Linked DNA regions of Mus musculus: region 2 is linked to region 1. Evidence: chromatin contacts called from ENCODE Hi-C or POLR2A ChIA-PET data. All regions are on one chromosome and are shown on one strand. Each heading gives the region's core, a stretch centred on a gene start or an enhancer-like site at or near the end of the contact. The rest is flanking DNA. Distances are from core to core; before and after follow the strand shown. Region 1 holds the start of Hapln2 (hyaluronan and proteoglycan link protein 2). Region 2 holds the start of Ttc24 (tetratricopeptide repeat domain 24).

Region 1 (2,931 bases), core at 423-2,922:
AAAAACAAACAAACAAAACAAAACACCCTCCCCTTTCCAATAGGGGTCGAAAACACCAGTGTTTGGTTCCCAGCACCCATGCTAAGTCTGTCACAGTTCCAGAGAATCTGGCACCCTCTTCAGGACTCTGAGGGCACCTACTCTCACAGGCACTAACACACACATACACACACACAACTTTAAAAAAAACCCAATAAGCCGGGCGTGGTGGCAAACGCCTTTAATCCCAGCACTCAGGAGGCAGAGGCAGGCTGATTTCTGAGTTTGAGGCCAGCCTGGTCTACAAAGTGAGTTCCAGGATAGCCAATGCTACACAGAGAAACCCTGTCTCAAAAAACAAAACAAAACAAAACAAAACAAAAAAAAACCTCCCAATAATAAAAATAAAAATGTCAAGTAGTATATGTCTTTAATCCCAGAATTCAAGAGGCAAAGGCAGGTGAATTTCTGTGAGTCTGCGGCCAGCCTGGTTTATATAGTGAGTTCTAGGACAGCCAGGGTTACACAGAGAAACCCTTTCTCAATTACAAGTAAAGCATGTGGGACAGGAGTCCATATGGGACAGCCTGGTAAATAAGAGTGATCTTTATGTTTAGGCGCTGACGAGATAGCTCCATGTGTAAAGATGGTCCCCACCAAGACTAATGACCTGAGTTCATTTCCTAGGTCTCATACGCTTAAAGGAGGGAGCCGACTCCCACACCTTGTCCTCGGACTCCATTCACACAAGCATGGCACAGGCACACCACACATAAACACAAAATAAATAAAAGTGCAATAAAAAATGGACTGAGCTACCACGGACATGTTTAAAGTCCAATCTGACTTAGGCACTTTGCGGTATACTGTTCTGACTCCTCTGGCTATCCAGGGAGGCATTGATAAACACCCAGGTACAGTCACCGAGCTATGGAAGGAGGTTCAACTGGGGTTTGAATCAGATTGGGCCAGCTTGAGCTCTTAGTCACTGATCTAAGGTTCTGTATTTTAAGAGAAGCACACATATAACATTTCCACACATAGAAAGCCAGCAGCCCATTGCCTACCTGCAAGATGATCTCTCCTCAGAGGCAAATCGAGCTGTGCTCAGCAGCTTCCTGTCCTGCAGAAGGAAGAAGTTGCAGTGGGGGTTCATTAGGGATTCTGGGGGTTCAAAGCACCCTAGAGCCTCAGGACTGCAGCTCCTCTGACACGGTTCTAGAGAGACTCGTTTCCTGTGTTCAGAGAAGCCAAGGCACTGAGGCCTATGTTCACGCAGCACACTAAGTCAGCCGTGATTGCATCTGTGCCAGTTGATGTCCTGGGGCCAGGGCAAGACACCGGTTGGGGGCAGAGTAAAGCAATCCTGGAGATTACCTAAAAGAGTGTGGAGAGCGGGCCTTGCTACTTCTGTCCTTAGACCAGGGGTGGGACAGACCAATTGTAAGTACAAGGGTGCTGGACCAGGAGGAGCGGGGACGAACCCTAATTGTGAATCCAGCTCTGTATTTTCATATGGACCCCATCCAAACAACAGAATTGCCCTCCCCCCCACCAAAGCCCTCACCTGTGCCCTCTGTGCCAGGCTATATATGGCCTTTCAGAAGAGGCTGTCAAGATGGGAGTCAGATTTTCAGGATGTCTGGCTGCTTCAGGACCCTGACCCTTTCTGTCTGTCTGTCCTTTTCTTTTCTGTCCACACCCTATTAGAAACACAATTTCCCATTGTCCCTGTCTTCTCCCCTATTGTTGGGTAACAGGGGCCCTTTATTCGTCCCTTGGGCAATGGCATGGAAATGTCAACAGCTGGGGATGTGGGATGCAGGACAGGCTGGCACAAACCACCGGAAAAAGGCCTGGGTGGGTGATTGGCTCAGAGCAGAAACTGACATCCAGGAAGAGGATAGGAGAAGGCTGGAATGGGGCACCCTCAGTACTCTAAACTCCAGGATTATAAAAAGATCATGCGTGATGCTGCACAGCTGGGGTTGCTGCTAGAGAGGTAGAAATCACAGGAAGATGCTTCTGTCCCTGGGAAGGGACTCCTAGCAAGGAGGGACTATGGAAATTCTCTAGCTATTTTTATTTCATTATTTTAGATGTATGAGTGTGGCTTTTAATTTATAGTGGTGCATGTCTGTGCGCCATGTCTGTAGTGCCTAAAACGGCCAGAAGAGGGCAACAGATACCATGGAACAGAAGTTACAGACCCTGAGAGCTGTAACTTGGGTGCTGAAAATGAAACCTGGGTCCTTTGAAAGAGCAAGTGCTCTTAACACCTGAGCCATCTCTCCAGCACCATGGGAATCTCTCTAAAATAGAGTCATCTGATTTCACAGTTCCTCCTTCCTCTGCACCCATGGATGGATTTTGTTTACATTTTCAAGGCTGGTGAGATGCTTGGTAGGTAAAACCACATCCTGGCAGCTGAATTCAATCACCAGACTCACAGTGGAAGGAGAAGATGGACCCCCAAAAGTCGTCCTCTGACCTCCACACTGAAACTCAACCTACAGTCCCTCACATACAACAATAACATTTTAAAATTCTGGAGAGGCCACAGATGTGGACCACCACTTGAAATGCTGAAACAGGAGGAGTGTCATGAGTTTGAGTCTGCCTTGGGCTTCGGAGTTGAAACCTTTCTCAAAAAAGAAAGAAAAGAAAAAGAAAAAAAAAAAGAAAAACAGGGCCAGAGAAGTTAAGAGCGCTGGCTGTTTTCCAGAGGATCTGACTTCAATTCCCAGCACACACACAGCAGCTCACGGCTGTAACTCTAGTCCCGAGGGATCTGATGCCCTCTTCTGGCCACAGGAGGCATCAGGAACACACATGATGCACAGGCACACACTCAGGAAAACATCCACACATATGAAATAATAAGAATATAAAGCTGGGCAGTGGTGGCGCATGCCTTTAATTCCAGCACTTGGAAGGCAGAGGCAGGTGGAT
Region 2 (2,959 bases), core at 221-2,720, 51 kb after region 1:
AATAAAATATCTTAAGCCTGGTGTGGTGGCACAGACCTTTAATCCTAGAATTCAGGAGGCAGAGGCAGGTAGACCTCTGAGATCTAGGCCAGCCTGCTCTTCTAGATAACCAGAGATATACAGAAAACCCCTATTTCAGGGCAGGGGAAAGGAAGACCAGCAATAAGAAAAGCATATATATATATGTGTGTGTGTGTGTGTATGTGTATGTATACATATATATATGTATGTATATGTGTATACATATGTATATGTATGTTTTATATACATATATATATATATACATATATGTATATATATATACACACACACACACACAATTTAAAATCATCTTCAAAGGTCCACTTCTGTGACACTATATGAACTCAACTGTGCACCCCATCTGTCATTCCCTGGGGATTATGGTCCTCTTTAGTCAACATCTAAAGGGCTCATTTTTGTTATTTTGAATTGTGTGTACATGAGCACATGTGGTTATGTGCACCAGAGGCTTTGAATCCCATGGAGCTGAGGTCATCCTTGGTTACGAGCTGCCCGGTGTGGGTGCTGGGACCTGAACTCAGGTCTCTGCAAGATCAAAAAGTACTCAGAGCTGTCTTCTCAGCTTATCTGAGCGCCAGCATCTCCGTCAAAACAAAACAGACAAACAAAAGGCTGTCACACACCTTTAAAATCCCAACTCAGGATGTAAAGACAGGCAGATCTCTGGGAGTTCAAGGCCAGTCTGGTTTGCATAGTGAGTCCAGGACAGCAGGGTTACAAAACCCAAACAGGATACACAGGGCTTCCCCTCACCTCTTACACAAGGCCTTGTGACCTACGTGCTGCTGCTTTATAAACCAACGGGAATTCAGCACAGCCACCTCCAGCGGTGGCAGGAGCTGTACTAGCCCCGGGCACTCAAAGCTGAACAGACACTGAGTTAGGAAGAGGCTGATGTCCAGGAGGCGTCTGTGTGCATTGACTGTGCCCTTCCTATTGTCTCCTCTACTTTCTGCCAGTCGGTTCCCGCCTTGGTCCCCAGAGAACTCTTAAGTTCAGATAGATTCTTCTCATCAGCACATTTCTCCTGGACTGCCTCTCTTCCCAGGAAACTGAAAAAAAAAAAAAAAGCCGAAAAACGACCCCCCCCTCAACCCCCACTTTTTCTCTTTTACAGAGAGGGGGCAAAAGGGTTTCTGCTTTTCAAAGATATTTTCTCTGGAGTTGGGGATTTGGCTTAGTGGTGGAGAAAAGGGAGAGAGGATGAGAGGGAGGAAGGGAGGGTGGGAGGGAGGAAGGGAGGGTGGGAGGGAAAACTAGAAAGAGTTGCTTCTGAAAACACATAAAATCCCGACTTCATAAGGCTCCCCACCTTGAGGCACTCCAGGCTGTCACCTTGAGGCTCCGGACTGTCCCCTGCACAGTCTTGGGGACCCCACTCCAGGACCTCTTACCTCTGTCTGTCCTGTTTTCTCCACAGTGGCCTTCTGGAATGGTTCTGCTGGCTTAGGTTACTTCCCAGCAGCCTTGAGCGCAGAACTGTGTTACCAGACACCTGGCACTCTCCTTTCCTCCCAGGTAATCCTTCGAGTGACAGCTGTGGTAACCTATCTTAGTGGAGGACCCTAATGGTGCTCAGACATAGTCACCTAAGACCTGTTTCCCTTCCTGCTTGGCTGCCCCATCCCTGCGGACACACCTTCCAGTTCCTTCAAATAATATATCAAACTACCATGAGACAGTCATCTGTTCTTTCCCATCCTCTCTTCTTTTTTTTTTTTTTTTAAGATTTATTTATTATATGTGAGTACACTGTAGCTGTCTTCAGACACCCCAGAAGAGAGTGTCAGATCTCATTACAGATGGTTGCAAGCCACCATGTGGTTGCTGGGATTTGAACTCGGGACCTTTGGAAGAGCAGTCAGTGCTCTTAACCACTGAGCCCCCATCCTCTCTTCTTAATTTAATTTAATTCTAAGGTAGGTTCTTGTGGTGATCTTCTTTCCTTCTTTCCTTCCTGAGTGCTGGGATCACAGATTGTGCCACCAAGCCCTGCTCCGTCTCTCCCTTTCAGAGAGAGACATGACAGACCAAAGAACTCCATCTGCTACAGGGGGTGACTACAAGCTTTTTTTTTTTTAAATTATTATTTATTTTATGTATATGAGTGCACTGTAAACTCTGTAAACTCCAGGTTCTGTTTGATGTGTTTAATGAGAGGACAGGAGGCCCCACAATCACCAGGAATCTCTAACTCACCAGCTCACCAACCCATGAACCTACCACCAGTGGCTGCAACTAAACGAAATTTGCCCCTTTCCCCATTTGCCTAGGAAAAAGCCTTTTTAAGTAGAAGGGCCATTGCCAGAAACAGACTCCTGAAGTAGATGCACTGACCATAGTTGCAACACAGGCGTTTGCGCAGGCCTGGCACCCAGGGCCATCTCTGAGCTCCAGACAGGCTGAAGCTTCTGCTCTGGCCTGGCTTTCAGAGGTGCTAGCACAGCCTGTCCAGGCCAAGTAGGCCACAGAGTGGTCCCATACTCAGTAGGCTTTCCTTGAGGAAAATAGGGGGCGGGGGTGGGAGGGCCTGAAAGTGTTCTCAGCCAAGGTCCTAAGGGGCTCTCTCCCAGATCCTCTGTCATTCTGAACCAGCATCCAGTTCCCTTCAGTGCCACACCCACCATGTCCTCGAATCTCCTTCCACATCACTGACAATACAAGCAGCACCAACAATCAACGTGGTCACGATTAACACATACATTTCAATGATAACTTTAAATGCCAGTGGAATCAACTCTTCAAAAGACACAGACTGACAAAAGCCAGGGGCTAGAGAGATGGCTCAGTGGTTAAGAGCACTGACTCCTCTTCCAGAGGTCCTGAGTTCAATTCTCTGCAGCCACATGGTAGCTCACAACCATCTGTAATGAGATCTGACACCCTCTTCTGGTGTGTCTGAAGACAGCTACAGTGT

Evidence for each region. A loop is a pair of places that touch in the nucleus more often than their neighbours do. ChIA-PET counts read pairs that join two places held with the same protein, here RNA polymerase II (POLR2A).
Region 2: a loop to region 1 is called in a map of mouse embryonic stem cell, with 2.1 times the contacts of the local background. The contact joins the promoter of Ttc24 here to the promoter of Hapln2 in region 1. A Hi-C loop is called at or near these places in 27 of 37 maps with a recorded cell type or tissue (CH12.LX, CH12F3, ES-E14 and 9 more). POLR2A ChIA-PET finds 5 or more read pairs at or near these places in 4 of 5 experiments (Patski and embryonic stem cell).

The regions. Positions count from the first base shown.
Region 1 is chr3:88,025,839-88,028,769 of GRCm38, forward strand. Hapln2 (hyaluronan and proteoglycan link protein 2) reads right to left here and starts at 1,673. Exons shown (of 7, transcript NM_022031.2): 1 at 1,547-1,673; 2 at 1,047-1,102.
Region 2 is chr3:88,076,834-88,079,792 of GRCm38, forward strand. Ttc24 (tetratricopeptide repeat domain 24) reads right to left here and starts at 1,471. Exons shown (of 10, transcript NM_172526.3): 1 at 1,437-1,471.